2 separate regions of the Homo sapiens genome follow, and region 1 is linked to region 2. A link is a loop called in an ENCODE intact Hi-C map of the cell type or tissue named here. Cell type or tissue: sigmoid colon. All regions are shown on one strand. Each heading gives the region's core, and the rest is flanking DNA. Links, peaks and the distances in the headings are about the cores only. Region 1 overlaps LOC105373281 (a long non-coding RNA gene). Region 2 has its middle 22 kb from the start of DISP1.

What was found. Peaks named below come from ENCODE experiments on the same cell type or tissue, not always from the same donor. Only the 100,000 strongest peaks of a DNase experiment are listed, where the experiment ranks them.
Region 1: a loop joins it to region 2, with 5 times the contacts of the local background. A loop is called at or near these places in 25 of 110 quality-filtered maps.

Annotation. Positions count from the first base shown.
Region 1 is chr1:223,674,491-223,690,405 of GRCh38, forward strand. It overlaps LOC105373281 (a long non-coding RNA gene), which reads right to left. Exons shown (of 3, transcript XR_949164.2): 3 at 3,328-3,592. It also overlaps the pseudogene RNU6-1248P. Among named protein-coding and RNA genes, the nearest start is that of CAPN8, 17 kb to the left of the region's middle. In sigmoid colon, for the core only: CTCF peaks have their summits at 9,907 and 10,109; a DNase peak (open chromatin) is centred at 9,871; H3K27me3 peaks cover 344 bases.
Region 2 is chr1:222,785,187-222,801,101 of GRCh38, forward strand. No RefSeq gene overlaps it. Among named protein-coding and RNA genes, the nearest start is that of DISP1, 22 kb to the right of the region's middle. In sigmoid colon, for the core only: a CTCF peak has its summit at 7,742 (motif pointing right); no DNase peak of the experiment used is centred there.

The DNA of each region.
Region 1 (15,915 bases), core at 8,520-11,019, 890 kb after region 2:
AGCAGCTGCCTGAGGCATATCTGGAGCTTGAGCCGCCAGGACACAGGGAGCACTGTCCCGAGGTTGTGCAGGGCAGTGGGGCTCTGGGTCCAGACCACAAAACCATTCTTCTATCCTAGGCCTCTGGGCCTGTGAAGGGAGAGGCTGCCATGAAGTTTGCTGAAATGCCTTCCAGGCATTTTCCCCATTGTCTCAGCTATTAACATTCAGTTCCTCTTTACTTACGCAAATTTCTGCAGCTGGTTTGAATTCCTCTTCTGAAATTTTTTTTTTCTCTACCACATGGCCAGGCTGCAAATTTTCCAAACTTTTATGCTCTGCTTCCCTTTTAAATAAAAGTTCTAGTTTTAGATCATTTATTTCCTTATGCATGTGACTGTAGGTTCTTACAAGCAGCCAAGTCACATCTTGAATGTTTTGCTGCTTAGAAATTTCTCCCTCAAGATACCCTAAATCATCTCTCTCAAGTTCAAGTTCCACAAATGTCTAGAGCAGGGGCATAATGCTGCCAGTCTCTTTGCTAACACATAGGAAGAGTAACCTTACCCCAGTTTCCAATAAGCTCCATCTGAGAGGTCTCCATCTGAGACTTCCTCAGCCTGGACTTCATTGTCCATATCACTATCAGCATTTTGGCCACAACAATTCAACAAGTTTCTAGGAAGCTCCAAACTTTCCCTCATTTTCCTGTCTTCTTCTGAGCCCTCCAAACTCTTCCAACCTCTGCCTATTACCCAGTTTCAAAGTCATTTCCACATTTTCAAGTACCTTTATAGCAATGCTCCACTTCTCTGGTACCAATTTTTTTTATTAGTCCATTCTCACACTGCTATAAAGAAGTACCTGAAACTGGGTAATGTATAAAGAAAGGATGTTTCATTGTCTCACAGTTCTGTAGGCTGTATAGGCTTCTGCTTCTGTCAAGGCCTCAGGAAACTTACAATCACAGCAGAAGGCAAAGGGGAAGCAAGCACATCTTACATAGTGGGAGCAAGAGGAAGGAGGGGTGCCACACACTTTTAAAACAGCACTAGAGGGATGGTGCTAAACCATTAAACTGTTCCTATGATCCAGTCACCTCCCACCAGGCCCCTCCTCCAACACTGGCAATTCCAGTTCAACATGAGATTTGGGTGGGGACACAACTCCAAACCGCAGCACTTGCACATATACCCCTGAACCTAAAATAAAAGTTTAAAAAATAATAATAAAGAAAGAAATCTACACACACACACACACACACACACACACACAGAGAGAGAGAGAGAGAGAGAAAGAGAGAGAGAGAGAGAGAGAAAGAGAGAGAAAGGCAAGGTCACAGCTAAAAAAAAAAAAAAAATCCCTGAGCTACAGAATTCAGAGAGCTTCCAGGCTGCTGAACTCATGGAGGTGCTGGGAGGGTGGTGTGCCCAGAGAAGGCATGGAAGTTCTGCACCCCTTTCCCCATACCTTGCCTGTATTTGTCTGTTCTCATGCTGCTAATAAAGGCATATCTGAGACTGCATAATTTGTAAAGGAAAGAGGTTTAATGGACTCATAGTTCTACATGGCTGGGGAGGCCTCACAATCATGGCAGAAGAGCAAGGAACATCTTACATGGTGGCAGGCAAGAATAGGACATGTGCAGGGGAACTCCTCCTTATAAAACCATCAGATCTCATGAGACTTATTCACTATTAAGAGGATAGCATGGGAAAGACCCACCCTTATGATTCAGTTACCTCCCACAACATGTGGGAATTGTGGGAGTCACAATTCAAGATGAGATTTGAGTAGGGACACAGCCAAGACATGTCATTGCCCTGTGCATCTCTCCCATCTGGCTGTTCCTGAATTGCATCGTTTTATGATAAACCCATAACTTAGTAACTTTTCTCTTTGCTTTCTGTGAACTATTCTAGCAAATTAGTGAACATGAGGAGGAGGTCGTGGGAACCTCCAATTTGTAACCAAGTCAGACAGAAGTTGTGGGTGACCTGGGGACCCACCACTTATGATTGGGCTCTGAAGTGGGGATGGTCTTGTAGGACTGAGCCATTAACTTGTTCTAACTCCAGGCAATTAGTGTCAGAATTGAGTTAAATTGTAGGACACCCAGCTGGTGTTGGAAAATTGTTCAGTGTGGGGGAAAAACCCACACATCTGGTGTCAGAAGCGAAATGTGTTGTGAATAGAGGAAAACAGTGAGTGCTTCTTATATGCCTCTGAATGCTGGCATTTGACAGAGACCCTAACCTCATCTACCCCAGAAGCTGTAACAGTTCAGGACTCATATTTAGCGTAAATAGGGAGATATTTTGATTTCCTCTGAAAGAAAACTACTAGCTAGAAAAGGGACAGGCTGGGTGCAGTGGCTCATGCCTATAATCCCAGCACTTTGGGAGGCCAAGCCCAGGAGTTCAAGACCAGCCATGGCAACATGGCAAAACTGCTGTCTCTACAAAAAATAAGAAATTCACTGGGTGTGGTGGTACACACCTGTAGTCCCAGCTACTTGGGAAGCTGAGTTGGGAGGATTGCTTGAGCCCAGGAGGTCAAGACTGTAGTGAGCTATGATCATGCCCATAAATAGGCACTGCATTCCAGCCTAGGTGACAGAGTGAGACCCTGTCTCAAATAAATAAATAAATACAATACAATACAATACAATACAATACAATACAATACAATACAATACAATACAATAAAATACAATACAATAGAAAAGAGAGGGCATAAATGTGGAGAGTCCTCTGACCTAGTCTTAGAAAACAAGGCCATGAAGGTAGGAACTGTGTCTCTCTCAAGTTCATCGTGCAACCCTTCACAGAGCTCCACATGCAATATGGGGACTTACGAGTGTACTTTGAGGTTGTTCTTGCTGGGCATGTCACTATATCACATGCTTCCCTGACCTCAGTTCCTGCTGCCAAGCAGCCACAGATGCACCTGCATCAGTTTTCTCTGTCTCTACTGGATCGTTTTCTTTCCCATACAAGTTTGCTATAGTTTCTCCTGCCTTAAAAAAAGAAAATGTTTAATCTCTCTTGACTCCATGCCCCTGTCCTGTTTCTTCTTTTCTTTCTTTTTTTTTTTTTTTTACCTTGAGTCTTGCTCTATCACCCAGGCTGGAGTGCAGTGGCACGATCTCGGCTCACTGCAGCCTCTGCCCCCTGGGTTCCAGCGATTCTCCCGCCTCAGCCTCCTGAGTAGCTGGGATTACAGGCCCATGCCACCATGCCTGGCTAACTTTTGTATTTTTAGTAGAGACGGGGTTTTGCCATGTTGCCCAGGCTGGTCTCGAACTCCTGACCTCAGGTGATTCGCCCGCCTTGGCCTCCTAAAGTGCTGGGATTACAGATGTGAGCCACCATGCCGGGCCTCTTCCTTTCTTTTCACAACAAAATTTCATGAAAGTGGTGTGTATTCTCACTGTCCTTTCATTTCTGTCCTGCCTTTCTCTCTTACCATCCCTCTGGGCAGATGGTCAGGGTAAAACCATTGGCCAATATCCAGGTGGTCTTGATGTTGCTCAATCCAATGGTTAACTCTCAGTCCTCTTCTTAGTTGACCTGTAAGTAGCTGATTGGACTCAGGTCGATGCTCTTTCCACCTAGAAATAGAGAGGGGGATGAATTTCAGGAGGGATGTTTTTGAGTGGCCAAGAGGAAATCAAATCTAGAGCCCAAGGGGAGAGGTTGGCCTTAGGACACAGACAGTTCATCCCTTGTCACAGGGTAGATGGCAGACACAGTGTGAGGATAGATGTCACAGTTGGACCTTGGGAAGTTCTGTTTTCAGTGCTTTGACCTTTCTCTTGGAAATAGGAGTGAAGGGCATTAGCTGAGAGTGAGAATGGGGCAGAGGTGTTGGAGATTTGAGAGAGAGAGAGGAGGTATAAAGTAAGTGATCTGGCCGGGCATGGTGGCTCATGCCTGTAATCTCAGGACTTTGGGAGGCCAAGGCAGGTGGATCACCTGAGATCAAGAGTTTGAGACCAGCCTGACCAACATGGTGAAACCCCATCTCTACTAAAAATACAAAATTAGCCAGGCATGATAGTGCATACCTGTAATCCCAGCTACTTGGAGGGCTGAGGCAGGAGAATCACTTGAACCTGAGAGGTGGAGGTTGCAGTGAGCCAAGATCACACCATTGAACTCCAGCCTGGGCAACAAGAGCGAAACTCTGTCTCAAAAAAATTTTTAAATAAAATAAAATAAGTGATATTGAAAATTGGATAAGAGACATGATGCTGCCAGGTGGCATTAAGGGCCAGTTGAGTTAGTGACTATCAATTTAATGTAAGACAGATCAACACATATATTATTTATTTTTTGCAGATGACAAATTTTCCCAAATTCAGTGGTCTAGAACAGCATATATTTATTATCTTACCATTTCGGTGCATAGGGAATTTGGGAATTTAGCTGTATGGTTCTGACCTCTAAGACTTTCATGAGACACCGACTGCAGCTATAGTCAACTGATGGCTCAGCTGTGGTGGGAGGATCTCCTATCAGGATGGCTCACTCGCATGGCCATGGGCAGGAGGCCTCGGTTCTTCATTACGTAAGTCTCTCCTTAGGCTGTTTCAATGTTATCATGACACGGCAGCTGACTTCCTCCAGAACAAGTGATACAAAAATCAGAGAGGGAACTGCTTTTTACAATCTAGTCTCTGAAGTTGTCTACTCACTTCAGGTTTATTCTATTCATTAGAAGCAAATTGCTATGTCCAGCCCACTCTCAAAAGAGGAATTTACCTCCACCTCTTAAAGTAAGGAATACCAAATAATTTATGGGCATTTTTTTAACTACCATACCTTGATTGTGTGCTTTATTCCAGTCACACTGAGCTGTACAGGCACAGGTCAGGCATGGGGTAGATGGAAAGTTGGATTAAGTAAGTTATGAATATGTGAGAGCAAGAAATCTAAGAACCAGAGCCTTGATGGTGCCAGGCCTCCCAAAATCAGCAGGTGAATTCTGCTGAATGTCGGCTGCACATGGCTCCAGCAGGCTCAGCACCAGAACGGTGGGTCCTTACGCTGCTGCACGCCCATTAGCAAGCTTCAGCTCTGGTCACCTGTCTAATTCAGTCCTGCTGTCCGCTGGCCTCGTTGAACTACTCATTATTTTTTGTTTGTTTGTTTGGAATTGAAGTCTCACTCTGTCGCCCAGGCTGGAGTGCAGTGGCATGATCTCAGCTCACTGCAACCTCCACCTCCAGGGTTCATGTGATTCTCCTGCCTCAGCCTCCCAAGTAGCTGGGATTATAGGCGCCTGCCACCACGTCCAGCTAATTTTTGTATTTTTGGTAGAGACAAGGTTTCACAGTGTTGGTCAGGCTGATCTCGAACTCCTGACCTCAAGTGATCTGCCCACCTGGCTTCCAAAGTGCTGGGATTACAGGCGTGAACCACCGCATCCGGCTGATTACTCATTGTTTTTGCTCCGGCAAAACTTGGACTTCCCCATGGCCTATCATAGCCTCTCCAGCTCCAACTCTGTCTTATGACTTGCCTAATACAGCTCTCACAACTTACTAGCAAATAATCCCTTTGTGTTTCTCTGTCTAAATTGCCAAAAGAGAAAAATCTAATTGGCCCTGGTACCTTCTTAAGCCAGATCACACAGGTCCCATGTCACTGACCAAGCTAAGGGACTGGTTGCTGTGGCACATAACATCAATGCCCACACCCCTTGGAGCCCTGTATGTTTGCAAACTCACAAGCTCTGGTGTGCTTGCAACCCCAGCAGCTAGCCCCTGACTTCCTTGGCCAGAGGGCTGTACCTCTCTCAGCCTATCAGAGCCACCTTGCCAGAAGTGGCTCTCTAACTGGGGACATATGCCCCCTGGGGTGCTTGGTAACATGCTGGAGCACCAACATGATGTTTTCTTGGACTATTCATTCTATTGAAAGTTTTTTTTTTTTTTGAAAGAGGAATTCTTAACTTTTTTTTTCTTTTTTCTTTCTTTTTTTTTTTTTTTTTGAGATGGAGTCCCACTCTGTCACCCAGGCTGGAGTGTAGTGGCACGATCCTGGCTCACTACATCCTCCACCTCCCAGGTTCAAGCGATTCTCCCATTTCAGCCTCCCAATAGCTGGGATTACAGGCACCCGCCACCACGCCTGCCTAATTTTTGTATTTTTAGTAGAGATTGGGGGGGTTCACCGTATTGTTCAGGCTGATCTCGAACTCCTGAGCTAAAGTGATCTGCTTGCCTTGGCCTCCCAAAGTCCTGGGATTATAGGTGTGAACCACTGCACTCGGCCAATTTTTAATATTTTTAATAAGAATTATATACGGGAAGCTGCCAGGCTCTAATTTCAAGGAGTGCATATTAGCTCTTCTCCATGTAAAGGGTCTTTCTCTTTTCCCTGTTTAGTGGAGAAATTTTGAATGTGGAAAATATAACATATGCATACAAATATATGAAATAAAACTCATGAAAAAAAGAAAATATATACACGAAGATCAGAATAGTGGTCTCTTTCACCCTGAAGAGTGGGAAACGAAGTGAGGAAGGAGCATATAGAGAGACGTAAGTTTTAAGTAATTTTTTAGTTCTCGGGTGGGGTGGTGGATACATAGGAATTCATCATACTTTTTGTTTTGTTTTTGAGACAGTCTCAGTGTTGCCTAGGCTGGAGTGCGGTGGTATGATCGTGGCTCACTGCAGCCTTGACCTCTTGAGCTCAACTGATCCTCCCATCTCAGCCTCCCACGTAGCTGGGACCACAGGCACACATCACCATGCCTGGCTAATTTTTTGTATTTTTTGTATTTTTTGTAGAGATGGGGCTCTCCCTATGTTGCCCAAGCTGATCTCAAACTCGTGGGCTCAAGCAATCCTCTCACCTTGGCCTCCCAGAGAGCTGGAAATACAGGCATGAGCTACTGTGCCCAGTTCGTCATACTACTAATAATAACTTAAAGAAATTAAAGAAAGCCATGTGCTGGCCAGGCACGGTGGCTCACACCTGTAATCCCCGTACTTTGGGAGGCCAAGGCAGGCGGATCATGAGGTCAAGAGATTAAGACCATCCTGGCTAACATGGTGAAAGCCTATCTCTAGTAAAAATACAAAATTAGCCAGACATGGTGGTGTGTGCCTGTAATCCCAGCTACTCGGGAGGCTGAGGCAGGAGAATCGCTTGAACCTGGGAGGCGGAGGTTGCGGTGAACTGAGATTGCACCACCGCACTCCAGCCTGGTGACAGAGTGATACTCTGTCTCAAAAAAAAAAAAAAGAAAAGAAAAGAAAAGTAAAGTAAAGAAAGCCATGTGTTGACTAATAATAATGAGAGTATTATGAATCAAGGATTACAATTAATCCAATTTTGAACATGGACAGTAAAAAAAGAAATCCCCACAGCAGGTAGAGAGGGAGATATTTACGAGTTAAGAATCCTGCCCAGGGAGCCTCAAATCTAACAAGCCTGTTCCCACAGCAGGCCTGGCAGTGAAATCAGCTGGGAAGGTGGTATCCACAGCCCCTCAGTCACTCTCCCTTGCAGTTAGGGTCTAGGCTGCACTTGGAAAGAGCCTCATCTCCCGTCCCCAGCTCCCCAGTCACTAGTCCAAAGAGAACACTGAGTTCTCCACTGGGTTTTCAAAGGAAAGGCAAAGGAGGATAAAACATTAACAGGTCCTTGTTAGTATAGGTTCTTGTTAGACTTTCAATTTACAAGGAATTTTAGAGAAATGCCTCAAGCTGAACCTGTAATAGCCAGGTGGGAACTTGGGCAGATGGTAGCAATTTCTCAAGGTTCGTCCCAAAACACTGCTGCAGATCCTTCCCATGGTCACTGTTTAAACACATGTCCTGTCCAGTCTTTCTTGTAACCATCCCTTGAGTCATTTCTTTCCTCTCCATCCCCACAGCCATGACTTAAGTACAATTCTTTATTCCTTCTAGCCTGCAGCACAACAATAGCCTTCCAAATCTCTCAAATCCCTCCAATCTCCACAGTCTGATCCTGTCACTTAAGGTACTTCAATGCTCCTCACCTTGCCTTAAAGATGATAGCCCAACTCCTTGGTACAGCACTGTGACCCTCAGCGTCTGGGTGTCCCAGCCCTGTCACCGTCACAACCCTGTCTGCCCATATCTCCTCCATGCAGAACTAACATTGGAAACACCCCCCAAACTCACAATGCCTTTTCACACCTCTATGCTCTTTCTGGCTGCAAGGACAGTCACTCTGGTCTCTCCCTGCTTAGGCATGACTCACCTTTCTAGATTAAGTTCAAATATCACTCCTCCAGAATGTCTCTCAAGGTAAAGGCTAGCCCATGCATCTCACTGAATTGTAAGGTTGGCTTCTCCGTTCCATATCTTCCCCACTACTCCCATTAAAGTTGAAATTCCTTGCATGCAGGGACTGTATTTTTCATCCTTATGTCTCTATTCCCTTTATCTCAAATTTCTTTTTTTTTTTTTTTTTTTTTTTGAGATGCAGTCTCGCTCCATCTCCCAAGTTGGAGTGCAGTGGCATGGCACAATCTCGGCTCACTGCAACCTCCACCTCCCGGGTTTGAGCGATTCTCCTACCTCAGCCTCCTAGGTAGGGATTACAGGTGCACACCACCACACTCAGCTAATTTTCGTATTTTTAGTAGAAATGGGTTTTCACCATGTGGGCAAGTCTCGTCTCAAACTCCTGACCTCAGGTCATCCACCCGCTTGTGCCTCCCAAAGTGCTAGGATTATAGGCATGAGCCACTGCACCCAGCCTATCTCAAATTTCTTTCTGTGACTTAGAACCTGGCACATAATATGAGTTCAATACATGCTTGATGAATTAATAATTAGCTAAATATATAAGTCATATTCAAACTTTGTATTTCACACTCTTGGACTGGTAAGAGACAGAGTATAGTTAAGCCCGTGATGAGTATAATTGTATGAATTAAAGTACACATGTATACTGAGGGCTCATTTCACGTGTGAGTCTCTGAAAATGTTTGCGACTACAACTTAAACCAAGACAACCTAAGGATTTCGAGAAGCAGTAAGAGTATCCAGAGAAAATAGTAACTTAGATGCAGCCAATACAAGCTCAAGACTGAGAGTCTGCAAATCTAGATTCCAGCCTCTGCTCTGCCACATTCTTGAGTGACCTGGAGAAGTCACTTTAACCCTGGGTCTTCCTGTGCTCATCTGACACAGAGGGCATGGGAGCCTGGAGCCCAGCCCTCCTGTGCACCCTGTCTAGCTACACTTCTCTGGAGGCGAAAGGCTGCTGGGCATTGAACACAGCTATCAGCCTGGGAGCTGGGCCGAGCCTCACCAGGGAATAGTGAGGGGCTCCCTGCTCCGACAGCACACAGGTGCACACACACGCCTGCTCATCAGGTCCCCGGCTGACCCCTTTACACACACCATCTCCTGCTTCTGCAACAATGCCGTGCAATAGCAACTATCACCAGCCACATTCTACAGGTGAGAAAGCTGAGCTTCATCCACAGTTCCTCAGTAGCAGGAGTAGGATTGGAACCCAAGTGTGTTAGCTAAAAGCCCACACATTTATCCAAGATACCATATTGACACTGTTTAAAGTGACAAACGATCACTTTATGTAGAATGCACCCAGGGAGTTGAACTGATGGAGTCTGCATTCTTGTCACAGAGTCCACTCTCCCCTCCACATCTCCCCCTTAGCCCCAACACAGGACTGCTGGGTTCCTCTGCTAGTCCCAGGTGAGATACTCTCTCACCTTCCAGCAGCAGGTAACAAGGACCAGGAGGCACCAGAGACAAACCCAGCTCCTCACTGCAGCCAGCAAGGGAATATGGCCTCTCAGAGCAGCTGGGATTCTAGCCAGCTGAAATTAAACTGCGCAGCGACAGCAGTCAGAGGTAACTCATGTTAAAGGTATCAGTGATGGCTCCAGCAACTGGTGGTCTCTGCTGCCCCCTAGATGTCTGTTTCCTCCAACAGGCCTCAGATTAATTTAAAACCAAGTGCTTGGTGTAATATTGCATAGTAACACTCTTTTCCTGCTTCATCAATCATGCATTTATCCTACCTTTCCTGTGTGGACTGTAAGTAGTTGGCAAGGCAATGCTCTTCTTAAGAATTGCAGCAAATAGGAGAACAAGTGATAGAGGAGTCACCGTCTGGCAACCCTTAATGACATAATGAGTCTAGGTAGCCATCACCAATGGATGCTAACACAATTAGATGAAAGGCGAATGGAGAACTTTATAATAGATGGATCTGACTGAAACACCTAAGCCCACTTATCAATCTGTGCATCTATGCATGGGACATTATTGCCTTCTCATATAATACGGTGTACAATATAGGTTCATCTGTGAAGACCTCTGTCCACCCCCCAAAAAATAAACTGAATCCAATCAAACCTCTAGATTTTACTGCCAGTTTAGAGAAAATAAGAGGTTAGTCAGGGTTTCTTAGCCTCTGCATTATTGACATTTTGGATAACCACCAAAAGGATAGTAAAAACCAGTCTAATGGTGAAATGAAATAATAAAAAATAGTTAATCCAAAAGAAAGGAAAAAAAAAAAGGAGAGGAAGGAAAACATAGACTTGATGGGACAAACAAAAAGCAAAAAGAAGAAAGTAGGTTTAGATGCAAACATATTAGTAATTCCATTAAATCTAAATGATTGCATTAAAAAAATTCTCAGCCTAGTTAAAAGCAACAAAGGGACATAGCTTAACTATAAAGATATAGAAAAGTTAAAAATAAAAGTACAGAAAGAAATGCATGCAAACACCAAAAGAAAGATGATATAGCTATATAATATCAGAAAAAGAACACCCTGAGGCAAGAAGCATTATTAGCGATAAAGAGAAACATTTCATAATCATGAAAGATCAATTCACTGGGAAGATGTAGTAAAACTGTATACTTATAACAACATAGCCACGAAATATGTACAATAAAAATTGGCAAGACAAAAAGGAAAATATGCAATCTTAATATGAGATATTAATACAATACTCTTAGTAACGGATAGAACAAGCAGACAAAAATACCAATAAGGATATAGAAGATTTGAATAACACAATTAACAAACTTAGCCTCCTTAGCATATGTAGAATACTGCACCAAACAGCAGCAAAGTCCGTGTTCTTTTCAAATGCACATGGAGTATTTACCAAAATTGGCCACCACACACCCCACAGTCCTGGTGGCATGGGCACATTTTGTGCATAGTTGATTGATATGGGAGACTGTACCTGACCCAACATGGGTCAATGAGTTTTTTCCCTAGATTTTTGGACTTGAATCTGATGGTTGAAGCTGTGAAAAATAAAGTTTGGGCACTTTTCCTCCCACCTTGAAAAGGGGATCCCAATGTTATCTGAGTCTCTGTTTAGGTTATTCCTGAGGCATGCGTATTCTACCTTGGTTTTACAATGACATTCCAGAATCTTTAGCATGCATTTACTTTGGACTTTTTTTTACCGTGATAAAATATATATAACATAAAATGTACTAGGTTTAGCATTTAAGTGTACAGTGCAGTGGCACTAAGTACATTCGCATTGTTATGCAACCATCACACCATCCATCTCCAAAACCGCAGGTTTCATCTTTTCATCTTCCAAGACTGCAGCTTTATCTCCATTGAGCACCAACTCCACATTTCCCACTCCTTGTATCCTCTAGCAACCATCATTCTACTCCTAGACTACTTTGTGACTCAGTTTCTCTGTCACTTAAGAGAAGAGAGGCTCCATTGCTGACTGCAGGGATTGCTTCTGTATATGCAGGCCTTCTTGCATCTATAGGATTAGGTTTACTGCAGGGAAAAAAGGTAAGAGAAATATACATCATATGGGTTTTTGGAGGAAGAAAAGAGGCGACAGCACAAAATGGATGAGGTTTTCGTGTTGGGTGTCCTGCACACAGGACTCAGCAGCCCTGCCATGTATCTATCTGCCCAACTCTTTCCCATGGAGTTCATCTTGTGGGCCACTTCCAAATTATAGATCCACAGGCAAGTTTCACAGCTCTGTCGCTGTCACCTGTGGCAAGCTTCTCATAGTGCCTCTGTGGCTTAATGTCATGAGCCCCTCCATTGTGAGCATTCTGTTTAGGGTCCTGCACCATCACAGCCTGGCAATGAGCTTCAGATGTTTTGCCATAACCTTAGATTTAAGTCATCAAGCAGCAGGACCAAGACCTATCATGCATTTACTTTTGTTTTTGGCTTAATTTGAGTTGGTTTTTTTCCTTGTACAAAAAGAATCTCTGTACACAGACTCCTATTAATTTTTTTAATTAATAGTTTTATTTTTCAGAGCAGTTTTAGCTTTACAAAAAATTGAGAAGAAAGTAAGATGTTCACACACACACAGCTTCCCAATTATTAATGTCTCACACTAGTGAGGTACATTTGTTAAAATCGATGAACCTATGTTGACATGTCATTATCACTGTAGTTTACTTTAGGGTTCCCTCTTAGTATGGTATATTTTATGGGTTTTGACAAATATATGATAATATGTATCCACCATTATAGTATCAGACAGAGTATTTTCACTGCCCTAAAAATCCTCTGTGCTTTGCCTGTTCATCTACCCCTCACCAAACACCCAGAAATCTTTTTTTTTTACTGTCTCCATTGCTCTGCCTTTTCCAGAATGTCATATATTTGGAATTATATGTTATGTAGCCTTTTCAGACGGACTAGTGATATGGTTTGGCTGTGTCCCCACCCAAATCTCATCTTGAATTGTAGCTCCCACAATTCCCACATGTTGTGGGAGGGACCCGGTGGGAGGTAATTGAATCATGGGGAAAAATGATTTGAGCATCTATCATCACAAACAACCCCATTCTATCTCTAATAATGACTTTTGCGGGTCTTTGCAGTGCTGTTCTCATGATAGTGAATCAGTCTCACAAGATCTAATGGTTTTAAAAATGGGAGTTTCCCCGCACAAGGTCTCTCTTGTCTGCTGCCATATAAGATGTGCCTTCACCTTCTGCAATGATTGTGAGGCCTCCCCAGCCATGTGAAACTGTGAGTCAATTAAACCTCTTTTTCTTTATAAATTACCCACTCTCAGACATGTCTTTTTCAGCAGCATGAAAATGGACTAATACAACTTATTTCACTTAGTAATATGTATTTAAGTTTCTTCAATGTCCTTTCATAACTTGATGGCTCCTTCCTTTCTTGCTTTCTTTTTTTTAATTTTAACTATACAATAAAGCACTAAGCTAAAGAAATTAAACTATGGAATATCTATCTGCTGGCTGGTGGGGAAAATGTGAGGAGCCTGGAGCTTCCTGGAAACACACAATTTCCTCCACAATCTTCGCTGACCTTCCCTTGAGTTATCCCTCTTCCTTTTTAACATTCCTCTTGATTTGAGCCTCTATCATCACAAACAACCTCATTCTAACTCTAATAATGATTTTTGCCTTAAAGTATTATGTCTGATTTTAATATAGTTATGCCAGCTTCCTTCTCATACTGTTCACATAGTATATCTTTTTCCATCATTTTATTTTCAACCTTTCTATATCTGTATCTTTATGCATCATTCTGTTAATATATATCAATCCATCAGTGACTGATTCTCTGATTCCCTAATGTTTAAGCAATTTCCTTTTTTTTTTTTTTTTCTTTTTGAGACAGGGTCTTGCTCTGTCACCCAGGCTGGAGTGCAGTGGCACGATGATGTCTCACTGCAGCCTGAACGTCCCAGGCTCAAGTGATCCTCCCACCTCAGCCTCCCAAGTAGCTGGGATTACAGGCACACATTACCATACCAGGTTAATTTTTTTTTAATTTTTTGTATAGACAGAGTCTCACTATGTTGCCCAGCTGGTCTCAAACTCCTGGCCTCAAGCGATCCTCCCACCTTCACCTCAAAGTGCTGGAATTACAGGCGTGAGTCACCACACGAGGTCAATCTACTATTCTTGACCTCAGCTATTGGCTGTGATATATTATCATATATAGAGAGCTGGATTTGGTTTGCTACTGTTTTCTTCAGAAGAGAAAGCAGGATGTTGCTCAGCCTGGGAGGGTCATGCCCTTGGTTGAGTTAGCTCTCTGCAACTGAAACAAACTCTAAAGGATTTGAGACCTGGAAACTTTCTGCTAATCCCACCTCCCAAAGTTGGGGCAGTTCACATCCAATGACTGATAGAAGTAAGGTATAAAGACACAGACATTTTGGCTTAATCTAGCATCTCTGATGGGCCGTGTATGGTCCAGAACATCCCATAGGAATGGCCAAAGCTTTGTCACAATTGCATCACATTTTGACTTTTCCCTCTGCCCAAGACTGCTTCCTCCTCCTCTCATCCACGGATGTTGATTCCTAATAAATACTCTGTACACCAAGCACAGTCTCGGCATCTACTCCTGGAAAACCAGCAACAAGGTCAGCAGGGCTAGCTAGCTTCATGGGCAGCAACCTATGCAGTCATAAGGGCCCTGCTCCAAGAGGGGCCCCATGCTTAGGTTAATACTCTTGTCAACTAACGAGTGGTGAGGTTCATAAATTTTGAAATAAGAGGTTTATTTCTCATGAAGTGTTGCAATCTGCAAGGTGGCCATTCCTACAGGCTGGGAAGTGTAGCCTGTGACAGAAGTCAGAAGCAGGTACTTCGAGGCAGGGATGGATAAAACAGGAATGTATAATGAATGGCTTGGCTAAGTATACATATTTAGTACACAATAGGAGGAGTCATGAATATTTATGAAAAGAGAAACATGTGCATGTGCAATTGGGCTTCATGCCTCTTTATGCGTCACATGTTCAAAAAATGATGATGCTTGCATGATCCAAGGGTGGAGTTTTTGGCCCTCTGACATCAAAAGGTGAAACAGAGAACACAAAAACCATCAACGTGCATCTTCTGCAAACTGCTGAGAACCACTCTGTGGTCAGTGATCTCTTACCAGGAAGGAATGCTGGTTAGTTGCTGTGTTAAAACCACAAAAAGGCCAGGCACGGTGGCTCACACCTGTAATCCCAGCACTTTGGGAGGCTGAGGCAGGTGAATCACGAGGTCAGGAGATCTTCAAAACCATCCTGGCTAACACGGTGAAACCCCGTCTCTACTAAAAATACAAAAAAAATTAGCCGGGCTTGGTGGCGGGCGCCTGTAGTCCCAGCTACTCAGGAGGCTGAGGTAGGAGAATGGCGTGAACCCAGGAGATGGAGCTTGCAGTGAGCCAAGATCACGCCACTGCACTCCAGCCTGGACAACAGAGCGAGACTCCGTCTCAAAAAAAAAAAAAAAAAAAAAAAAACCACAAAAAGGAAGGGGGAGTCCAGTCATGGCCTCAGATGACTGGCTAAAGGCAATGAAGTAGAGTCATCTGTATCTTGTTCCCCAGGGCTGATTTCCGTGTACTCCTTAGGAAAAATTTCTGGTTAAAGATGAATAAGGATAGGGCATATTGAGGTGTATCTGACCTCCCATCCCCTTATGGCTGGGAACTCAGTTTTTAAGGTTCCTCTGGGGTCCACTTGGCTGAGAGGCACTCCATTCAGTCGGTTGGGAGGCTTAGGATTTTATTTTTATTTCTTACTCTGCTGTCATCATCTTGAAAATATAAATTTTGGTGCTCACTTCAGCAGCACATATACTAAAATTGGAATGATACAGAGAAGATTAGCATAGCCCCTTTTTAAAAAAAAAATATATATATATATAAATTTTGATGGCTTTAGAAATGATTTGCAGAGAAGTGAGTCAGAAAAATCTTATGACCAATCAAGATTTCACATTAATAAAGTATTATTATCCATTGTATTATATAAATTGGTGAAACAAAAAATGGTACATTTTTGCAATTTGTAGGTTTAGTCATTACTCATATATCACTATTATCCCTATTACATTTTATAAAAATTGTTTTTTTAAAAAAAAGCTTTATATTTTAGGGGTTTGTTCGTTTGTTTGTTTTGAGACAGAGT
Region 2 (15,915 bases), core at 6,264-8,763:
CATATCATGTGCCACTTGTTGAAGCTCAGAGCAAACTGTTCAAGCATACAGCTTTCCTTTGCTAATTATACCTATTCTCATGTCATTTATTGCATTCACTAGTTATAAGTCATTTTCTTCTTCTCTCAAAAGAACCCCTTGCTATATTTCTTAAGTCCATATGCAATCACCTAAAAACACACTTTATAAATCTCTGGAGTGAGGAATATAGTGGGAACAGATGATACATTTGTGCTTGAATTATTTAAAGCAGCACAGATCATGAGTGCCTAAAATGAGAATTCAATTGGTAGTTTAATACCAAAATCCCAAGAAAGGTATAACGTAAACAATGATACATTCTTTGTATTTTGTGTGTGGTATTTTAAAAATGAATGCTGACTAGGTTGTTTGTGTAAATCCTTTGCCAACACAAAAAGCAACAGAATCTTGCAGAGCATGCAAAACAATTTCTTAAGTCTTTTAGCATGTGTGTTTTGATTTTGAGGAAGGAAAGAAATAGGATTTTTGCAACTTCGAAACAAATCTTCAAGATCTTATATACTCTGGGAGCTCCAAAGTGCTGAAGTAAGCCTGCCGTCAATACACTGGATTGAAAATCTTGCACTGCCATCATCTCAGAGAAACAGACAGGAAACTTGAGGTCTGAGAACTGAATTGTGCCAGATATTTGACAGTCTTTTCTTCTCTTCTTCCCCCAATTTTTTATTTTCAAAAATATCAAACCTACACAAAAGTTGAAAGAATAGCACATACAGGTATTCTAGCACACACATCTATAGAGGTGCCTTCTATTTCAGTTAACCAATTGTTAACATTTTGTCACATTTGCTTTCATATATATATGTATATATGTGTGCATGTATATAGATATATTAATAGATATATGTGTCTATGTGTGTATATATATGGGGGGGTATGTGTGTGTCAGTTGCAGATATCATGACAATTTTCCCCTAAATACTTCAGCAACTATCTCCTAAGAATAAAGGTAATCTTCCACATCACCATAATATTTAACATTGATTTAGTAATGTCTTCTCATGCAGAGCCTAATCTAAATTTCCCTATTGTTTCAGCACCTGGTATTCTTGGTCCTGGGCCAAGACTGCATTCCTCAGCTCTTCCAATTCCTAGACTGAACAATTCCCTTAAATCTGCAATATATCTTCCTTACCCTATGCAGGGGACTGTTTCCTAGCCAAGCCTGTACATTAATATTCTGCCCCCTAACCCCCCACAAGCACTGAGGGATGGAAGGAACATGACTGACATAACAGAGAGAGGCGATTGCCAGTCTGGAAGTCCTCCTGGGGAAAGCAATGTTCTTCCTTTAACCCTGAGCAGATGAGCCAGGAATCTTCAAGCTGTAGGACATTGGTTCCAAACTTGCTCCTACATAAAAGGTCTGCTGTGCTGGAGGGACATTTGCACTTAATGCCAAGGCCACCTCCACTCTACCTACCGTGGCATGCAAGGCCCTTCATGAGCTGGCTTCTGTTTATCTCTCCAACCTTATCCCCTCCTTAAAACCTACTCTCCAGCCTCCCTTAACAAATGAAGTTCTCTTTGACCTCTAGGCTGTCGCTCATGTTTCTTCTGCCCAGATGACGATTTCTACCCTTTCACTCCCAGGATTCCCCATGATGCATTCTCTGAGCACCTCTGGCCTCCGAAGCCTAAGCTGCTTCTCCCCTGGCTCCCATCACTCATCCCTTCTCCTTTCTACGCTGCCACAATCTATTGTAATTGCCCGTTTATTTGTCTGTAGCCCAGACGGTAGAAACCATGTGGGTAGAGCTATGTCTCCTCAGTCCCTGGCACAGCACCAGCCCATAGTAAGTGTTCAAGCAGTATTTATCAAATGGACATCTACATGTTGCATGAACTCCTGTTGTTGAGGAATTGGGCCCCTCGTAGTTTATGCATTCCTTGACACCCTGTTTCATGTGAGGTGCTCAGTGGCTATGTACTACATGGTGGAATATCCACCCTCCAGGAGTTATGCTCTCAATAGGGAGGCAAGTCTAAAATGCACAAAGGGCCAAATAGCAGTACAAAAAACTGGGTAAGAGATGGCCAACACACCTGCATCCACAGGTCTGACTATGCATTGGAATCATCCAAGGGGACTTGCTGAAAATACAAATTCCTGGTCTCCCTAAGAGGTTTTCATCAAGAAGGTCCAGGGATCTCTTGATGTAAGTGACTCAGGGAATTCCGATGCACGTGGACCAAGGACTAAACTTTAGGAACCATTGGCAATTAGGGGAAAGCTTCATCAGATGGAGTGGTCATAGGGCCCTTCCACCAGACCCTTCAGTGCCTCTGTATGAATGAGAAAAAGGCACCCCGTTGGAAGGATACCACCCATGGGCACATGGCCTGGTGTGTGGAGGCCAGGTGTGCTCTACTTGCCGTCCTCCTCAGGACGCCCTTGTAGAGGGCATGATGCTTTGATATTAATCATGGCTTTGTCCTGGATGCCCCTGAAACAGTATCTAAGCACTTTTTTCACATCCCTTCAAAGTCCTCCGTAGCTGCACATAAGGAGATAAACAATAGTCATTATAATGTATGTTATACATATAATATTCCACATTGGCTGGTCAAGTGAATCCCAATAAACATAGAAACCACACAAAACAAATGACTTAAACACTATTATTTGCCTTACGCCTCCCACTTCAAGGCAGCCAAACCCCGGGTGTGGCCCCACAGCTGAGGGAGGTTATTTCAGATGTGAGATCCTCCAGTGAGCTTTGTGAACAGCATATGTTTGCAGCACTTGAAAAGGAATGTCTGACTGTACTGATACGGACTCCTACAAAACCCGAAGAGTCAAACACTGGGTCACAGGGTAACCAACTAGCCATTTTCCAAACAGATGAATCCTGGTGGTGCAAATCTCCCTAAGTAATCCCTAGAGGTTCAAGCTCATCAACATTTATTGGGTACTATAATATACAAGGCACTCTGCTCAGTTCCAGTGGTGGGAGTGTGAAGATGAAGAAGGCATGATGCCTGCCCTCAAGGAGACAAAAATATAGTAAACAGAAACTCCATCTAAGTAAGATGATGTTGTAACACCTCTAAAAATGGTTCAGACACAGTGCTATTGGTGAACGGAAAAATGAAGATTTTATTCCACATAGAAGGACTGGCAAAGGCTTAATGGAGCAGGTGGAATGTTCCCAGAGTGTTGAAAACTAGATAGGGTTTTGACAAATAGATAGCACTGGAAAAAGATATTAAGGCTGCTGGAATCTTGGCTGTCAAACTAATTAGCTGTGTGACTATAGGAAAGTCACTTAACCTCTCTGAGTTTTAATTCTCTTATGACTAAAATTAGGAAAATGATGACACAAGGTGCTATCGTCTGAATGTTTCTGTCCCCTGATAAATTTGTATGTTGAAATCCCAATCCCCAAGGTGATAATATTAGGAGGTGGAGCTTTTGGGGAGGTGATGAGTCACTGGGGCAGAGCCCTCATGAATGGGATTAATGCCCTTACAACAGAGGCCCAAGGAAGCTTCCTTGCCCCTTTCATCATGACACAGTCAGGAGGTGCTGTACTATGAACCAGAAAGCAGGTCCTCACCAGACACCAAATCTACTGGCACCTTGATCTTGGACTTCTAGTCTCTGGAACTGCAAGAAATAAATTTCTGTTTATAAGCCACCTAGTTTATGGTATTTGTTATAATAGACCGAACATACTAAGACACAAGGTTGCTCTGAGTAAAAAATGAAATGACATGCATGAGAGCACTTACCGCAGTGTCCAGCACCTAACAGGTGCACCCAGTCATCTGTTCTGCTGTTCCTATGTAAGAGGAGGAAATAGGGTGAGCAGGCTGAAGACTTTGTGGGGAGAATGGGAAGAGGTCTCATTGGAGCAGAAGGTAGGGTGAATGAAGAATATGGCTGGAAAACTGATCTGGGGCCAAGTGGGAGTGGCCCAGTGCATGAGAAGCCCTTGGAGGATGTGCTGAAGGGCCTGTCCTTGATTTGTCACATAATAGTGGACACAGCTATCTGAATCCAATCAGAATACTATTAATTGTTCCTCAAATCCAGTCATAATGCAATCTGAATACTCTATAACTAAATATTAATTTGTAAAGTTTACCTCCCACAAAATTAATCTCCAGCAAAGACTAATCACAACTGTTATTTTAAGAGCAGCAACTTAATACAACTAACTATTAAATAGGTATTAAAGAACTAAAAATAACTAAGGTATCAGAAAGGAAGCAGCTTCAGGGAGAAGCTTTGTTCCCTAGAGCTTAGGAAACTAATAGAAGAATATGGACTTATTAAAACTTGGAAGTATGGAGCAGTATGGCAGTTTCTCAAAAAATATATAATAGAATTACCTAGTATGTAGCAGTTCCACTGCTAGATATATATTCCAAAGAACTGTAAGCAGAGACTCAGAGATATTTGTACACACATTGTATTCTCACACTGCTATGAAGAACTGCCTGAGACTGGGTAATTTATGAAGAAAAGAGGTTTAATTGACTCACAGTTCCGCATGGCTGGGGAGGCCTCAGGAAACTTGCAATCATGGCAGAAGGCAAAACGGAACCAAGACAGGTCTTCACATGGTGGTAGGAGAGAGAGAGAGAAGGGGGAAGTGCCATACTTTTAAACTATTTTGTGTTTTAAAATTTTTTGATTTTGTGAGAACACTATGATGAGAACAGCAAGGGGGAAATCCACACCCATGATCCAATCACCTCCCACCAGGCCCCTCTCCTGACAAGCGAAAATTTCAATTCAACATGAGATTTGGGTGGGGACACAGAGCCAAACTATGTCACCCATGTTCATAGAGGCACTATTTGCAAGAGCCAAAAGATGGAAGTAACCCAAGTGTCCATCAATGAATGCATGGATAAACGTTTTAATTACCTACAATGAAATATTGTTCAACTCCAAAAAGAGAGTAAATTCTGACACATGCTATAAGGTGGATGAAGCTTGAGGATATTATGCTAAATGAAATAAGCCAGGGACAAATAGACAAATATTGTATGACTCAACTTATGTGAGGTACTTAGAGTAGTCAAAATCATAGAAACAGAAAACAGAAATGGTGGTTGCCAGGGGCCTGTGGGAGTGATATGGTTTGGCTCTGTGTCCCCACCCAAATCTCATTTCTAACTGTAATCCCCACGTGTGGAGGAGGGACCTGGTGGGAGGTGATTGGATTATGAAGGCAGTCTCCCCCATGCTGTTCTTGTGATAGTGAGTGAGTTATCACAAGATCTGATGGTTTTATAAGTGGCAGTTTCCCCTGCTCTTTTCTCGCCTGCTGCCATGTAAGACGTGCCTCCTTCCTCCTCCACCACGATTGTAAGTTTCCTGAAGCCTCCTCCGCCATGCAGAACTGTAGGTAAATTAAACCTCTTTTCTTTATAAATTACCCAGTCTCAAGCAGTTCTTTACAGCAGTGCAAAAATGGATTAATATGGGGGGGAAGAGGAAATGGGGAGTCATTACTTGATGGGTATAGAGTTTCAGTTTTGCAAGATGAAATGAGTTCTGGGTATTGGCTGCACAATAATGTGGGTGTACTTAACACCACTGAACTGCACACTAAAAATGGTGAAGGTGGTAAGTTTCATGTTACATGTTTACCAATATTTAAACAAAGCGAAAACACTTATAAGTTTGGAAGAAGAACTTTGCAGAGCTAAAGCTCAGACCTTGGAGTGTTAGTGTCTCTGAGCTCAGAGGAAAGGCCCTGTGGGGCTGAGACCTGGACCTCTGGATATGGTGGGGATGGACTGGCTGCTACTGGTGTCTTGAAGGAGGCACGATGATCAGGCTACCCCTATAAGTGTTGGAAAAACTGCCAACTGGAACCAAGTGCTGGTACTGGGACTAAACTAATTGCTGCTGCCTGGTGAAGAAGAATTACTAGGGTGAGACTGACAGGAAGCAGAAAAAAATTCCTTCTTTCTTCTCCAGCCTCGCAGTCTCCCTCTACCAACCTCTCTTGGCAGAGTCTAGCTTGGAGCCAGCTGGCAAACAGAAAAGTGGTTTGCAAAGTCCTGATCCCAGCAGCACCAAACTGAGTATAGAAGAGGAGTTTGAAAATGAGACAATGGCTGACACAGTGGGCCACTGAACATTTAATTTATGAACAAGGAAATGGCATAATCAGAGTGTTAGAATGCTGACTCTGGTGGCAGTGTGAGAAATAATTGAAAAAGGGAGACTTACGAGACTATTAAATCTATCCAGGAAAGATGCAGTGAGAGTCCAGCCTTGGATTTGCTCCAATTCTGTTATCAAAGTTTCTGTCCTGTTCCTGAATCCTGAGTCATCTTGCCCATGTTATCCTTAGTTCTTGTACGTGGATCCCCTTCCAATTTCTGTTGCTGTGCCTTTTTAGCCTACCCAAGACTGCCCATTCACAAGTTAAGGACAGCTAAGAATTCTAGACTGGACAGCCTGCCTGGGTCCCCTAATATGACCTGCTTTAAATAGCACCATATTCCAGGAAACTCTTCAGACATCCTGCTATTCCTCTGAAATCTCTGAAGCTAACTGCTTACCTAGTCCTACTATGTGCCATACCTAAGTGTTAGGGTTTCAGAGATGAACGATATTCTATACTCAAGAGGCTGGGCATGGTGGCTCATGCCTGTAATCCTAGCACTTTGGGAGGCCAAGGCAGGAGGATCATTTGAGCTCAGGAGTTAGAGGCCAGCCTGGCCAACATAGGGAGACCTCATCTCTAAAAAAAAAGGAAAAAGTATTCTATACTCAAGGAAACTGAAGTTTAGGGAAAAAGGCATCAAATGTAAATAAATAGTTAGAATATGATGATAGAAAAGTAATTGCTAATATTTATTATAAGATAGGAATTTTTAAGTGCTTGAGATACAAACACATTTAAACCTCGTAACAAACCTAGGAGGTAGGTTCTGTTATTACTCCCATTTTATAGGTGGTGAAACTGAGACACAGAAGATTAAGTGATTTGTTCAAGGTCAGGCAGTAAGGAAGTGTTGGAACTGGCATTCAAGTCCCAGAGCAGTCAGCCTCTGCAGTTCAGGATTCAGGGACTGAGAGTAGGAAAATTTAAAAAGGTTGATGAGGTTCAAATGGAAATCAACAAGAGGGTCTGACAAATTGGATTAAGTTTTCACCTGTGGGTAGAGGGAGAAAGGGTGTGTGTGTGTGCGCGTGCGTGCGTGTGCACATATATATGCGTATGTGTTCGTATTCGTGTGTGTGTGTGTGTGTGTGTGTGTGTGTGTGTGTGTGTAGCTGCATGGCTCTCCTTAGAGATGCTTCTTTAAATCCCCCTTTTCTTGCCTACCACTGCTTATAACCCACCATTTCTGCAATGAAAGGCAGAGATGGAGGACCTGCGTACACTCTATGGTAAATTGTTGGAGTAAAACCTGTTCAGAAATCAAACCTTCCTCTTTGGCTGCCTGCCACTGTGCTGGATTCAATCATAACAAGTAGCCCAGACCCCAACCATCTTCTCTACATCAACCTCACCTTTATTCTACCACAATATTCATCTGTTATCAAATGAGATAAAGTATAAGAGAGCATTTTATAAGTTATTAAGTGTCATACAAATATTAGTTATCATTGTTACTACCACCTGCAAAACTGGTCAATTTCGATAAGTTTCCTTTTCTGCATGTCTGAGTTCTATGAAAAACTTCACTAAAAAACTCATTGAAAAATCCCCATGTTGTTTTCGGAACTGATCACTAGGTGTTGCTATTTGATAACACATTATCAACACCCTGCCCACCCCCAAATGCCTGTATTTTTTTGCAGAGGTACTGAGATTGATTTTTCTCTATTTGATTTTGATAAGAATTATCTGTTGTGTTTCACATAATTTGCAGAGAAATAATTTGAAGTCAAGTAGGAGTAATTGGCCTTATTCCTTGCTTCCCCTCTTTTTCCTCTTTCATGCCTTCGATTTTAACAACCATCTCTCTCACTGCAGTGCCTGCAATGCAGATCACTCCTCAATCCCTATTTCATCTATTCAACAAATATTTATTGAACATTATATATGTGCCAGACATTGACTAGGAGCTGAGTATACAAGAGTGAATAAAACAGCCAAAGTTTTGACCACCATGCAGCTTACTCTTACGGCTCTTTCTTGGACAACCGACCCACATTTTCAACTTTTTTTGCAATAGGAACTAAACTTGTCTTTTCGTTTCCCACATTGAAAATCTCTCAGGTAGCATCCATGTAGCTGAACTGCTTCTCAAACTCATCATATTCATCCTGAGCACCACCTTTTGACTTGAATGGAAACATGACTTGTTCTCTTAAGTCATCAAGCTCAAAAATCTCAGTTATGCTAAGTGAAATAAGCCAGGCACAGAAAGTCAAATACTGGGTGATCTCCCTTATATGTGGAATCTAAAAAAGTAAATTTCATAGAAACAGTGAGCAGAAAGATGGTTGTGGTTACCATCGGCTGGTGAGGGGGAGAAGGGTGGGAGAAGCGAAGGAATGTTGATCAAAGGGTTCAAGGTTTCAGTTTAGACTGAAGGAATACGTTTCAATGATCTATAATAATGTATTGTGTATTTCAAAACTGTTAAAATAATAGATTTTTAACATCTCACAAGAAAAAAGATAAATTGATGAAGTGATAGATATGTTAGATATGTTAATTAGCTGGATTTAACCTTTCTACAATGTGTGCATGGATCAAAACATCATGTTGTACCTCATAAATGCACATAATTATTTTTGTCAATTAAAAATAAATAAAGTTTAAAAACCCAAACTTTTTTTTTTTTTTTTTGAACTGCTTCCTCTCCTTTGCTTCCATTCCTAATCAATTGTCACATCCAAGCTTTGGAACAGGTCTTCAGTGCCCCTGGCCTGGGCCACAGTGATAGAATTTCCTGCTTCCTTTTCCTCTTACCTCCAACAAATCCTCTACATTGCTGACAGAGTAATTCTCTTGAATAGTACTTCTCACCATACAACCCCCAGCCCCTTTCTTTATTCTAAGCATTTAAACTCCTATTCTTAGCATCTAAATCTCTCCATCACCTGACTTCAACCTCCATAGTCTTCACTCTACCTCTAAATCAACAAAAAGTGGGTTAAGAAATGTTTATGTACCATGCATTGGACTAAGGCACATGGAGTAGAGATATGAACAAGACCAGATCCCTTCCCTCATGATAAGCAGAAGATTACTAAATAAGTGTTATGGATTGAATTGTGCCCATCCCCAATTCATATGTTGATACCCTACCCGCCAGTACCTTAGAATGTATTAGGAGATAGGGCCTTTAAAGAGGTAAAGGGGTTAAATGAGGTCATGAGGGTAGGACACCAATCCAGTAGGACTGGTGCTCTTGTAAAAGGAGAGAGATACACCAGGGATGCACACATACAGAGGAGAGGTGACGTAAGGACACAGAGAGAAAGAAGACAGCCATCTGCAAGTCTGGAAAGAGACCTCAGGAGAAACCAAACCTGCCAACACTTTGATCTTGGACTTCCAGTTGATGGCAGTGGCAGGCCATTTGTAGCAACCGCTGCCATCATGCCAGCTGCAGCAGGGAGGCGCAGCCAGGGCTGCACACTCCATGAAGCCAGCAGGAACTGGGGAGAAGTGGGAGCCCCACCCATTCTGAGTTGGGGCAGGAGCTCCTTGGATGCCACTGCAGCCGCCCAAGCCACAGCTGCGGACCCAGACATCCCTGTGCTCTTGGGGCCCGGGAGCAGGTGGGAGCTCCAACCTCTGATGCACAGCTTCAGCTGCCCAAACCAGGGCTGCAGATCCAGGCCTCCTGCTCCATGGAGCAGGCAGGAGCCACCTCCCCTCCTGCCCCTCCTCCACCCCCACAGCTGTAGCCGCCCAAACTGTGGCTGCAGACCCAGGCATCTCTACACTCTTAGGGGCCCTGGAAGGCCTCCTCCTACCCTCACAGGCTTGGAAGTGCCTGCTCCCACTGCCTGGCTTCTCTCTGCTGTAGGCACCTGCTTCTATCTTGAAGCAAAGTCAGGCTGAGCCCAGGCACTGTTGGAGCCCAGCCAAGTGTGCACACTCTTGGGGCAGTGCTGACATGCCAGCTTCTTGCCATCTCAGCCACTTCTGGACTTTGGGCACCAACAAGCATAGGAAGGAAGCCAAGGGTGGCTAAGGGCAGCTCTGCACTGGCCTGCAGGTGCCCCTTGGCAACTACAGCCTGGATACCATGGATGGCAGCTGAAGGCAGACAGGTTCCTGGGCAGAAGTGGGCAGGTCCCTGGTGAGGCCCCACATTCAGGCTAGGGAGGGCCTGAAGACTGTGGGCTGGACTGCTAGTCCCATGAACCAGAGTAGGAACTCCTGGTGCCTTTTCCCGGCCCACCCATGGCCACCTGTGGACCAATCGGCACACACTTCCTCCCCTCTGAGGCCCATAAAAGTCCTGGGTTCATCCAGAGCTGAGTAGACATTGGGATGAACAGCTGCAGAGAGGAGCTACCCACTTCAGGGACTCCTCTCTGCTGAGAGCTGCAGAGAAAATGGTATAACTTGTCTGCAGAGAGGAGCTTCCTACAACAGGGTCTCCTCTCTGCCAGGAGCTGAACACTCGCCAATGGGACACCATAGCTACAGAAAGGCGCTGCCTTCTGTGGGAGACCGAGCTGTTCTATCACTCAATAAAGCTCCGCTTCATCTTACCCACTCTCCACTTGTCTGCATACCTCATTCTTCCTCGTCACAGGACAAGAACTCAGGACCCATTGAATGGCGGGGCTAAAAGAGCTATAATGCAAACAGAGCTGAAACATGCCCCTTGCTTGCCATGTTGCAGGCAAAGAAAAGGAGAGATGAGCTGTGGCCCTTCGGGGATCCCAGACCTTGGAGCTCCCTGAGCCAGGGCTGTGACTCCCTCTTTAAAGCCCTGCAGTTCCTGGGATCTCCAAGCTTCCAGGTGCCACCATATTCCCCAGTGCCAGCCATGATGAGCTACTTGTGTTGCGTCTGGTTCAGCTGCAGCTTCTCAGAGAGCCAGCACCCATGCCAGCACCTGGTGCTGCCCACCCCACTGCAGCAGCCAGCATGTCTGTCTGGGCGCAGTGGCCGGACCACAGATTCATTCACACACCCCTCACCATTCCACGCCTGACTCATCCTTGACAAGCATGGGACCCAGGTCAGTAGTGTGAGACAAGTTCATCCTGCCTAGCCAAGTAGGAGAAAAGAGCCCAGCAGGCCCGAGCAAAACTTGGGCAAAGGTACCACCGGCTACAGAGATTTCCAGCCAGAAAAATGGCACCCCAAAGATCCCATAACACAGTCTTGATTTTGGATTTCCAAAACTATCAGAAAACAAATTCTGTTGTTTAAGCCACCCAGCCTGTAGGTATTTTGTTATGGTAGCCCTAGCAAACAAAGACAATAAGTAAATGCAATAAATTTTTGGAGAAATGGTGTTGGGCAGAACACTGGGACCACAGGAGGGAGGGGTCCACATATCTCTCTTTTGTATTATTATTATGCATTATTATGTGTTGTATTATTCATTGTTTTCCTAATATGCCAGTCTCCATAGCTTTGCCCTTACTGTTTTCTTCACTGGGCAAATGCAGCTCCCTATCTTCTCTCTACTATGAAAATCGGCCCGTCTTTTAAAGCCAATGCCATTACCGAGTTCTCTATAAAATCTTTCCTCTGTTCTAAATTTGATTTTATCAGTCTTTTCTCTTGGTTCCCTTACCACTTTTTTTGTGTGTGCATGCCTTTCTGATAGTCCTCATTTTCTGCAGCTTTAATTTTGATTCTTTGGTTTTTTTTGTTTGTTTTTTTGTTTGTTTGTTTTTTGAGATGGAGTTTCGCTCTTGTTGCCCAGGCTGGAGTGCAATGGTGTTATCTTGGCTCACTGCAACCTCCGCCACCCGGGTTCAAGCAATTCTCCTGTCTCAGCCTCCCAAGATTATAGGCATATGCCACCATGCCTGGCTAATTTTGTATTTTTAGTAGAGATGGTGTTTCACCATGTTGGTCAGGCTGGTCTTGAACTCCCAACCTCAGGTGATCTGCCCACCTCAGTCTCCCAAAGTGCTAGGATTACAGGCATGAGCCACTGTGTCTGTCGATATTCTTTGTATTTTTAACTCACCTATTCTCCCAATCTTAAGTGCCTCAATAGAAGGAAATGTCTGTCACTCATTTATATGTACTGAAAGTACCTATTACTGGGATTTGCACACAGTAGATGCTCAATAAATATTTATTTAATTTGAACAAGGGGAAACTCCTGCAAGAATAAAGAGAATTATACACTTTTGTTGACATTTTAAGGAGAATATATTCTTTGTTCTTTTCTAAAAAAGAAATGATGGGGTTATTTTCCATTCTCTTACAAATTATGGACTTAAAAGGGGTAACTAAAAGAAACTGACCATCCAAGTTTCTATGTCTTCAAGTGTCAGTTTATCCAAATCTAGAAGTTTGGGTTAAACAAACACATTCAGAGTTTATCTCTAGCACACTTCTCTGTGGGTATGAAAACATTTGGGATTGAAGAGTTATTGGAAATTTAACTTCTAGAGAATGAGAACAATGACCTAAAAGTTTAACTCCTTCTTTTCTTCCTGTCCCCTAAGTTATGGCCTCAGCTTCTGAAGCCCTTTCTTCTATACCCTTTGCTAAATTTTATTAAGATCTAGCATTCACCTGAAAACTTCAGGGGGCTCACAGAACAGCTTCAGAATTCCCCCACTAACTCTCAATACAAACAAGTACTCTTAACCCTAAATGCTTTCCTCTTTTTTTCTTTCAGTTAAATCTTAATTTTTAAAGTGTAATGAAAATATTCCTGACTGGGTGCAGTGGCTTATGCCTGTAATTCCAACACTTTGGGAGGCCAAGGTGGGAGGATTGCTTGAGCTCAGGAGTTCGAGCCCAGCCTGGCAAACATGGTGAAACTCTGTCTCTACTAAAAATGCAAAAACTAGCTGGTTGTGGTGGCATGTGCCTGTAGTCCCAGCTACTTCAGAGGCTGAGGGGGGAGGATCTTCTGAGCCTGGGGGGAGGAGTTTGCTGTCACCCTCCAGCCTGGGCAACAGAGTGAGACCATGTCTCAAAAAAAAAAAAAAAAAAGTCTAAAGAACTTTAGTAACTCAAACATGAGTCATGCTGGAATTAAACAGAAAAAAAACCTGTCTTGCTCTGTTGAGCTGTTAACACAATAGTCTTCATATAAACCTAAGCTAGGAAATCCTGTTCTCATTTGCTCAGTGGAATGCTATACAGAAATGAAAGAAAGTAATGTGGAATGAATGAAGCTACTCAAAAGAATACATACTCTTTCTTTATTACAAAGCTTGAGAATGAGCAAAATTAATGTCTAGTTATTGTGAGGATTAAATGAGTAGATTCATGCAAAGCCCTTGAATGAATAGACTAATTGAAGCTAATCAATAAGTGTGAGCCACTTTTGTCACCATGAGGGTTGGTCACTGAAACCCCTCTGAAATAATTGCACTTATTAAGTGGTCTTTTTTTTTTGACAGAGTCTCACTCTGTCACCCAGGCTGGAGTGCAGTGGTGCAACCTCAACTCACTGCAACCTCTGCCTCCCAGGTTTAACCAATTCTCCTGCCTCAGCCTCCCGACTACAGGTGCACGCCAACATGCCCAGCTAATTTTTGTATTTTTAGTAGAGATGAGGTTTTGCCATGTTGGCCAGGCTCATCTTGAACTCCTGACCTCAGGTGATCTGCCCGCCTCAGCCTCCCAAAGTGCAGGGATTACAGGTGTGAGCCACCACACCCGGCAACATTAAGTGGTCTTAATGAAGAATCTTAAGCTGCCCTGATGACACGGTGATGAAAGCTCCAGTAAGCTAACTTCACCCAGAAGACTGGTCACCTCCATCAGCACCTGCAGGCAGAGGTGATGCTAGCAGTAAAATGAGGCTGACTGAAGGGCAGGAAGCAGAGAAGGGTGTGGCTCAGGCGAGAGATCCAGCGAACAGTGGCTAGCAAGGTATTTCTGAGAACAGCATGGGGAGGGTGGGAGAAACAGGAAAGCAGGTGTAATAGAAGCTCCAGAGTGGGACTTTAAGGACACCCCCACACATGATAGCTTCCATCACCCTTCCTCAAGCTATCCCAAATAAGTGCACTCTATGGGCAGTACTTTTTATAATTTAAGAGAAAACCATAGGCTCGCTTTGGAAACAGCTCCAGGAGATGTTCCTTAGCCCTGTTCTTAACCAGGACCGCCCTCCTTTAATACCGGATCTGGAGCAGCCCCTGGGTCCTTGGTCCCTCATTCCCTAAGACAACAGCCCATTCATCCTGCCTTAGATGCTACAATGAGGCAGATGTGAGGGACAGGAATTCATCCCTCCTCTGGTTCCAGAGTCATGTCCCACAGTGGTAGTTTCCATTGTACTCTGTCTGGCTACATGTTGAGCCTGCAAACATGCTGTTAATGCTCTTTTTAATGTTCTGTAGTAAGAATGTATGCATGCTCAAAAATGTTGAATAACAGAAATACCACTTTTCAAAAATTGCAACATTTCTGTTTATTTCTCTCCTTTTCCATCTACTCTCCTTTTACTCAGGAATTTGTAGATTCAAAGTAACTTAACTAGTGGTTTGGGGATTTATAATAGATTTTATGAAGAAGGCTTTGAAAGTACTTTAAAAAACACTATATTCCTTATATTTCAATCTATAAATGTAAAAATGTCTCCATAAAGAGCCAAACTGCACTTAAACTGTCATTTTCAAGTTCATGGACACTCATAATCCAAAATTAATTATAATCCTCAGTAATTATAATGACACCATTAAGTTCTTCACATCTCAGGATTTGTTCTACATGAGAATGATCTTAACTCGATTATACTTCAGCAACCTGAGTTGTCATATAATTGCTCTCTGAAACTCATGAATGGTGACACCGCAGGTATTTAACAAATGCTATTGGATTTTCTTATCCTGATCATGTTTCCTTTTTCCTCACCTCTAAAAAAAATGATGTAGGAAAGGTAAAGGCATGGAAAAGGAAATATGAACTATTCATGACATTTTTCAAATGAAATGATAATTCAAATTATGTTTTGGGTAATAGAAAAATGGAGCCTTAAGCAAAAATTGTAGACTAGTTGGCATTCCTCTAGCTACAGTAAGTGAAGCCTGAATCTTTGACTCTATACATCTTCAAAGTATCCTAAGGTGAGCAGACTTTGGGTTAGTTCTCATAGTGTGGTTTTCTCAAGAAGAGTCCCACAGGCTGGGCGCGATGATTCATGCCTGTAATCCCAGCATTTTGGGAGGCCAAGGCAGGTGGATCACTTGAGGTCAGGAGTTCGAGACCAGCCTGGCCAACAAGGCAAAACCCTGTCTCTACTGAAAATACAAAAACTAGCCAGATGTGGTGGCGGGCACCTGTAATCCATCTACTCAGGAGGCTGAAGCATGAGAATCGCTTGAACCTGGGAGGTGGAGATTGCAGTGAGCTGAGATTGTACCACTGCACTCCAGCCTGGGCCACAAAATGAGACCCTGTCTCAAAAAAAAAAAAAAAAAAGAAGAGTCCCACAAACTTTGTTCCCTAATGAACTTAGCTATGAACTATATGCATGTATAAATGCAGGGTATACTTTTTCTCTAATAGATTGGGTTAACTTTGCCTATGTAATTTGTCAAAGTTTCCCAAGATAAGGGATCATGGACCTAACAGGATCATCCATGAGCATACTGAAATTGTATGTAAAATTGTGTGTGTGAGCACGTACTTTTTCCTGGGAGAATCGGTGTATATTTTGGATCATATTTTCAGAAGGGAAATCATTCTCATTAAAGAAATAAGGGCAAGAAGGACTGACTCTGGGTGAGAACCAGAAAAAAAAACAAGGAGCCCAAGAGCAAAGTCT